Linked DNA regions of Mus musculus: region 1 is linked to region 2. The links are chromatin loops, found by intact Hi-C in ENCODE. Cell type or tissue: heart. All regions are shown on one strand. Region 1 has its middle 20 kb from the start of Irf4. Region 2 holds the start of Uqcrfs1 (ubiquinol-cytochrome c reductase, Rieske iron-sulfur polypeptide 1).

Region 1 (4,000 bases), 180 kb after region 2:
TTCAGTTTACCTCTTAGCACTTAATGTTGCAATAGGACTAAGCAGCTCTGTGTAGGCATGAGATGCCACTCCTCTCTCAGATGCAAGTTCTGAGGGGCTGGTCCTAGAATAATACCTGGCATGGCACAGATACTTGGCACCTGCCTGTCTAAGAAGTGAAAGCTTGGGGCACAAACCGCCTTTCCATGAAGCCCAGGCTGATGTACTTAGTGGTGGCTGACAAAGGTTTATGTGGAATCGCTGCCTCCTAGTCACTCTTGGTCTCCAAAGGGAAGCTTCCTAAGGCCAGGAGACAAGCTCCCTGAACCTGGGTCCAAGCACTTTCTCTTTAAATTATCAGCAGTGTTGAAGAGTGTCTGGGGTCTAGTCTTGAGACATGGAGAAGAAGGATCAAGGTAAAAGACAGGACTTTGCTTACAGTCTCTTGGGTGGAGATTAATGCAGAAGACAGAAGAGATGGTGGCCAGTAGCCATTGTGTCAGAGGACAGCAGCCATAGCAGCAGGAGTACTAACAGTAGCCACAGCAGAGCAGGAAGATATATAGTACCAGAGGGCAGCACCAGCAATGCCTGTGGCAGCAGAAGCAATGACAACAGTAGCAGTGGCAGTGACAAACAGCAACATCCCTGTATCAATACCATCTATGTGGCGATTGATGCTCCAACAGTAGATGTTATCACTGTTACATCCTAAATCAGCCCGTCCCGAAGCCCATCCAGGCTTCAATTCCCTTGAAAGCCACCTGAGCGCCTTCCCTTGCACCAGCCTGCTGCAGCAGTAACCACTGAGCCCCACCTCCTCAGTGCTTGCCCACCAGCTCAGCCTGCAGCTCTTTCGGTTCCTCAAAGGCGGCACCCTCTCCCCTTTGCAACCCTCTTCCACCCTACAAGCCTCTCTCCCCTCCCCTGCGGGCCTTTCCCATATCAGTCCCCTTAGGTCAAGCTTGAAGATTCCCTGCCTCTCTGTAGAACCATCAGGGAAGGTGTGGTCACTGGAGGTTGAGAGGAGGCCTGTAGGAGCTCCCACTGGCAAGAACCAAGCCAAATCAAAATGGTGCCGTCACACTTGGATCTGGACTTGGTGGCCTAGAAGTTCCAAAAGAGCATGTTGCTAGGGAGCAACAAATAGGCTGGGGTGTGGCTCAGTGGTAGAGCACTTGTCTAGCACCTTCCACAAGAAAAAGTGCAAAGCCTGTTGGGTAGGGTGGGGGTGAGGATGGGGGGTACTCATCTGTCTCAAGGGCTGCTCTCTACGGTATCTCCACTTACTAGAGAAGTGAGTTGCACAGTTGGATTAGCATCATGTGTGACAGATGAAGAATGAAGGCGGAGGCAGTGCAGCAGAGGCTAGAGCAGGCTGCACCTTCAAAGTCTGGGTTCCCACAAGCTTCCAAAGGCAACCCCAAGTCTCCACAGGCTCCCCAGTTCTTGCACTCTGGAATGACTCAGAGTATTTGACGATCTTGTATGACCCTGGAAACCTATGACTTTTCTTGTAAGACATAAATTATTAACACTTTACTCTGCCACTCTGGAATTTCTGTGACTGCAGCCCTGTGTCTCCTAGTGCCAGCCATGAAGTAGCAGTGAATGGAGAAAAGTATTCAAACCAAGAAAAGCCCCGAATGCTGATTTCAAGTACTTAGCTCTAGACTGAGCAGTACTCTAACACGCAGTCAGCGGGCTACAGTGTTTACCGTCCTCAGCCTGCTGAGTGGTTCTTGATATGGCTCTCAGTTACCTGTGCATATCCACTGATAAATTCTTACACATGTATGTCCACTAATGTCCCTGCCCAGAGTTCCCATCTTCAGGCTGCCTGTGCTATGTTGGGTGGCTCTGTGCCGTCCGGGGATCCTGTCTCCTTAAGAACTATTTTTAGAAAAATGAGGACAGAGGTTTGATTCCGAGTTTCAGGCTCCACAGGCTGGCAGGAGCTGGAATTGCTTCAGGGTCCGGTCTCTCTGGCTGCTCAACAGGACGGTTTGCTGAGTGACCAAGGGCCACTAAAGGAGATGGGAGTGGCTGATCTTGGCTTGTTCTTCCTGAGTGCGTCCACCCATGAGCTGCTTAGGATGTGTGGGAGCTACTCTAGGTGGTAAGGATTGTGGTGGTCAGCAGCTCCAAAAGAAGGTATTGATTGAAATCAGGGATGATTTGGAAAAAGCTCCAACACACGGTGGGACTCAGGGAGAAGTGGTTGGTGCCCAGACTCGAAAGGGAGAGCTTATGTGAGGAGCCTGAGACATTTGTGCAGCCAGAAAACAAGGAAGTACTTGAAAAAGAAAGGAACACATCAAGAGGCTACTGAGCCAATCAAAAAGAAAAACAAAAACAAAAAGAAAAAAAAACTCCTGATGGACCAAACTGGTGTAATTTGAATTTGAACAGCAAATTATGAGAACATTAGCATCTAACCCATGGAATAAAACAAATACACACATTTGAAGTATAAATAAAGAAAATAGCCAATAAAAAAGGAAAAATGTTTATATGATATAAAATAAAATAAAATAAAATAAGTACAGGAGTCCAAACTGACATAGAATTGAATGAATCAACAAACAGAAGGCTGGGGCATTCTTGCTTGTAGAAGAATTCAGGCAAGTAAATGGGGACCGGACAAGAAAAGTACAAAATCGCCATTACCTAGGACAGTGCTAACTCTGGGCTGACTACCCAGTCACTGAGTCACCAGGCACAGCACGTGGGAGAGGCTGTATTTGCATAGTCTGGACTTATCTCTCCCAAGAGAGACACCAACCAGAAAGAAAACCTGATCGGTGATCAGAGGGGAAACCCTTTACTTAGAGCCCTACTTGGACTATCAAGGGCAACGGGGACATTAATAAGCCCATTACTGTCACATGACCGTTAATGTCATGCACTGAAGACACAGTGTCACCTCTGTGGGACTTTTACCAAAACTGCACTGACCTCAACGTAACCAGAACAAGCATCGGGCAATGGAGAGACATTCCGCAAAATCGCTGACTAGCGGTACCAAAAAAACATTACAGCACAGATGACAGAGAGGTCCCCAAACTACCAGAGGGACTAGCCGTTAAAAAAAATTATTCTGCTCCCCTCAAAACCAAAACGAGAGCCATGCAAAGTGGTACTCAGGGGACTGGGGCAGAATGCTCGCCACGAGTTCAGTGAGGCTAGCCTGGGCTACATATCAAGACTCTCTCTCTCTCTCTCTCTCTCTCTCTCACACACACACACACACACAATAAATAAATAGATGATAGATAGATAGATAGATAGATAGATAGATAGATAGATAGATAGATAGATAAAAATAGAATCACCAAAATGTCCAATGCCCTGGCAGAAGCTAAGCACCATGTACCTCTGGGTTGATGTAGGGGAAAAAATACAAAAAGAGATGGAACTCAGTGTAAGCCACTGTATAATAATGAAACCATTCAACTTTATTTATTCATCCACACAGCTACAGACACTTGATCTTCAAAAAATGCCATATATGTATATATATATATATGAAAAGACAGCTATTGGGTTCTAATTGGAAGCCAAGAAAAACTCACTTCAGAGACAGAAGTTTAAAAATTAAAGCTTTATTTTCTAGTCTTTCAAAGAGGCAGCCAGTTCTGCCTCTGAAACTGCACCCTCCAAAGGGAAACTGTACAATATTTTTATAGGATGGGAACACAAAGCAGGAGGTGGGGGTGGGGTGGAGGACCGAGTGGACTGTTGCATTGACCAATCATATTTTGACACAAGGAGTTAGTCAAGAACTTAATGTTGGTGGCTGGGTCTTATCCAGGTCACGTGGTTTCAGGGTCCCAATTCAGCTTTTATAGTCAGGTCCTCTCCTGGACTCTGGTCTGGAATTTAGAATAATGATGGAACAAAGGAGTCGACAAACTGCACATAGTCAATTAAATTAAGACAGGCAGTTGCCTATCTGTGTGCCTTAGTTCAGATAACGGGATAGACAGCTTTCTTCTTTGCACCCTTTACATATTAACAG
Region 2 (4,000 bases):
TTTTTCAAAGACCCAATAGTGCCCCTTCACATTTACCCTGAAAAAAGATCTTGACTCAAATGTATACAAAACCTGATAATGGGAGACAAAAACTAAGGAGCTATTATTCTACCGCTTTAAACCAAGGCCAGAAGTCTCAACAATAGAGAGGAGAGTGTCAACATGCTATAATGACATCAAGATATCAGCAAAAGTAAACTTTGTAATCTGACCTGACATTAAGGTTAATGGCTAAAATAGAGATAAACAGCAAACCCAGTGGGGATCATTAAAAATCTGCAGGAAAAGCTAACCATGGTGGCTCTGGGAAGACAGTCAGGAAGACCTTGAGTCTGAGGACAGCCTAGGATACATAGTGAGACCCTGCCTCAAAGAGAGGCAGGACAGACAGACAGAGAGGCAGGATTAGAATGAATGCAGAGTGAAAAGCTGTCTAAGAAGGCAATTTGGTTGACATGTAGAAAGGTCATAAACTCAACCCCAAGCAGTGCCAAGTAGGTAATACACTGAACAATCATAGTATGTTACTTTGCTTGGTATAGAGGAGAAAGCTATATGGATGCGATCTTCATTCTTTTAAAGTGAATGATATTTCTAAACTCAATGGTCCCTGTGAACTTGAAATCAAGGTTTAATCTACTTGAAAAAGTGAAGAGTCAGTCAACTATCGGAGCAGAAACCAAACGAGCCCAGTGCAGCTTCCCACATTTCAGGAGACACCAGAAAGCTTTCTAGATTTTTAAGTCACAAGGGAATGTGAAGCAGACTTAGATAAACTAGGAAGAGACCGCACTGCATAGATTCCCACTGTGTGGGTCACTTCACCTCTGTTTTCTGTATTAAAAAAAAAAAAAAGTATCATTTCTGACTGCCTCGCCTTCACGACTAAGTAAGATTATGAAAGCCGTAGAGCCTGGTATCTGAAACCACTGCTGATCCCCTACAGTGGAACTGACAGGGCTGGTTTTGTGTCTATAGGGATGGGGCTGCTAGGGAGTTAAGATGCTGAAAAGCGACTGTACCAGTACACTGACAACTTCCTACATGGTTGTTTCAATTTCTATTTTGAACACTTATCGTCTAAACCGTACCAATGGCTTTACATAGAATTCTCTAGTGTAAGACTCACAACACCCCTACAAAGTTGTGGTAACATCGAGGAAACTTGCCCAAGGTCAAATTCCTGTAACTAACAGTATCTTAGCCATGATACAGGGAGGCCGATCTTAATCAAGAAAGTCAAGTGAAGCCTGAGGAGGGAACCCAGACTGACGTGCAGACCGGCTCCTGACTCCTGGGGGATGCAGCTACGGGAGCATCCCGTCACCGTGAGCCCGCCTGCTCCGGGGAGCGCTCGGCCTGCCAAGGTAGCCGCGGCCGGCCCACCACATCCCAGCACACCGCCCTCCGCCGCCGCAGGGAACGAGATCGGGGTACTCCGAAGCCGGCTCACCGTTCAGGCCCACCGTGGCCACCAAAGGCCGGGCTGCGGCCTGGCCACTCAGGGACTCGCGGCACAGGAAGGGTCGCTTCACATCCAGAACAGGTGGCTCCGAGGCGGCGGGCACCGCGCCTTGCAGCAGAGGACGCAGCGCGCCCGCCACCCCGCGGGAAGTGGCCGATAGGACGGGCGCGAACGGGCCCGAGCGGGCGGCGACCGACAACATGGCGACAGCTGCTCAAACCACCTCGTCGGTCACAGGGACGACCTTTCGTTCGAACGACGGCCCGAAGAGGAGCGGGAGGCGCAGGGTTTGTGACGTCAGCGCGACGCCGGAAAGGGCGTTTCGCAAGGTTGAGCGAATCGGGAGGGACGCCGCGTTGGGGGCGTGGCTTCGGGCGCAGGTTGGGGCCCGGGCAGGAAAGGGCAGGGCCTGGAGACACTCTGGTGTCTGACTCGGTCGCCCTGCCCCAGGAAAACCGAAGTCGGGAGGGATTTCTTGTGGTCGTGATTGAGATCCTTCATTTAGGGCAAAACCTTAAATCGGGGACGACCGAGGCATGAGAAAAAAAAAAACAACAGGCTACTACTACTTCCTAACGCCTATCACCTAGAATAAATACCAACCGCTTTTTGTCTTTTGCCAAGACGATTTTGATCTTCTTACAACAAAAGAGCCAGAAACCTATATGCAAGGTTTGACAAAAACAAAACAAAACAAAACAAAACAAAACGGTGGCTTACGATTATTCATGATCTACTACGCTTTTGATTTGGTAGTTTCCTTCGTTGTTCATTTGTAATTATGATCTTGATGAAATAACACTATTGATACCAGCATTTTACCAGTGAAGGACCTGGTCCTTAGACCCTTTGCTCTGCATAGATTGCCAGGAAGCAGTGGAGTATTGTAGACCCCTGAGGGGTTTTTGTTTGTTTGTTTGTTTGTTTGTTTCTGAACAAGTGGGGTTTCCCAAGTGATGTTCAGCAGTACAAAAGGGAGGGACTCTTACTCTCCTTCACATAGTGAGAAAACTGCCAACTTTCTAACTTCTCTTTCAGTTCTGACTACACCACTAACAAAGTCTCTGTGAGGTGCTAATAAACGTTAATCCCTCTTACACTTGAAAATCTCCACTTTTCCAAGTAGAACAAACCTTGATTTCAAGTTCACACAGACAATTGAGTTTAGAGATGGCATTCACTTTCAAAGAATGAAGTTCTCATCCATACAACTTTCTCTATACCAAATACTTCGTTTATTCTTTTAGGGTTTAAAAAGAAAAAACAGTAAAAAAAAAAAACTAAGAATTTAAGCACTGCACACTCTGGCATGATTGTGATATGATGCTTGTATAATACATGGACTCTAGGACCTTGGCTGGTTTCTAAACCTTTGGAATTGTAAAACAATGTAGTTGTGTTGTTTTAAGACACTATGTTTGTTATAGCAGCAATGTAAAACAACACCCAGGAGATCCGGGCCCTCACAGAGGAATGATTGCAGGTGTCCTTAGCCAGGGAGGATACTTGCTGCCTAGTCTGGGTCCTTTCTTGTCACTGTCACTTCATTCAGTTATGTTCTGAACAGGGACAGGACCTGGGATAACCCCAGAGAAGCATGCACTCCATGTAGATCTCACCTAAGGAACCAGGAGTGAATATCCACCATGGCAGAGATCAATCTAACCTTTTCTCTCTCAGCTGAATCTCCAGATGGAAGTCTTCACCCCAAACTGCCCCTGCCTGTGGCTCTGTCTCATGATGGAACCAAATCCCCAGCTAGATGCCAACTGCTGCTGGTGGTGCCAGTGCTTGACAAGAGATGGACCATGGAGCTTTCCAGATGCATATGACACCATATACATCTGAGCTGGCCCTGGACAGACAGCCTCAGCTGAGAAACCACCCAACAAGGACGAGCCAGGGCCAGGCATAGGTCTGTTCGTCATCAGTTTTTGAGGATGTCAGAGGCCAGTTCTCCTACAAGAGCCAGGATGGCCCATTGCATCTTACTGAAACGTTTTCAAGCTTTGGGCTTCAGACCTCTGACTTGGGTTCAGTTCACCTGCTTTTCAAAACTAACAGAAACCTGCTAAGTTCCTTTCCTACTGTTGCTATCTTGGTTGTGCTGCTATCACTAAATTTCTAAGACTAGTTAGTTACTTATATGTGTTTGCATTTGTGTCCTCTACACACCATGGCACAAGTGTCCCATCCTGTACATTTGGAGGTCAGGGGACACCTTGTGGGAGTCGGTCCTCTCCTATCTCACAGGTCTTGAGGATAGACCTCAGATAGACCATCCACCTTTACCTGCTGAACCATCTCACCAGCCATTTTCTTTAAAATTTCTTGAGACTGGATAATTTTCAAAGAATCAAAAAAAAAAAAAAAGCTTCTTATAGATCTGGAAACTGGAAGTCCACGATGAAGGGACCACCAGTAGGGAGAGTTGGCTGACCAGTACAACTCCCTTCTTCAAAGAAGGTGTCCTATTGCTGTGTTCTCTGTAGGAAGGATACTGTGTCCATACATGGTAGAAGATGAAGCAACACA

What was found. A loop is a pair of places that touch in the nucleus more often than their neighbours do. Peaks named below come from ENCODE experiments on the same cell type or tissue, not always from the same donor. Only the 100,000 strongest peaks of a DNase experiment are listed, where the experiment ranks them.
Region 1: it touches region 2 in a loop (2.2-fold over the local background); 1 of 42 quality-filtered maps calls a loop at or near these places.

What each region holds. Positions count from the first base shown.
Region 1 is chr13:30,727,539-30,731,538 of GRCm38, forward strand. No RefSeq gene overlaps it. Among named protein-coding and RNA genes, the nearest start is that of Irf4, 20 kb to the right of the region's middle. In heart, a CTCF peak has its summit at 1,940; DNase peaks (open chromatin) are centred at 753 and 1,893.
Region 2 is chr13:30,543,581-30,547,580 of GRCm38, forward strand. It overlaps Uqcrfs1 (ubiquinol-cytochrome c reductase, Rieske iron-sulfur polypeptide 1), which reads right to left and starts at 1,736. Exons shown (of 2, transcript NM_025710.2): 1 at 1,454-1,736. The coding sequence starts at 1,667. In heart, a CTCF peak has its summit at 1,608; a DNase peak (open chromatin) is centred at 1,791; H3K4me3 peaks cover 2,304 bases; H3K27ac peaks cover 1,566 bases.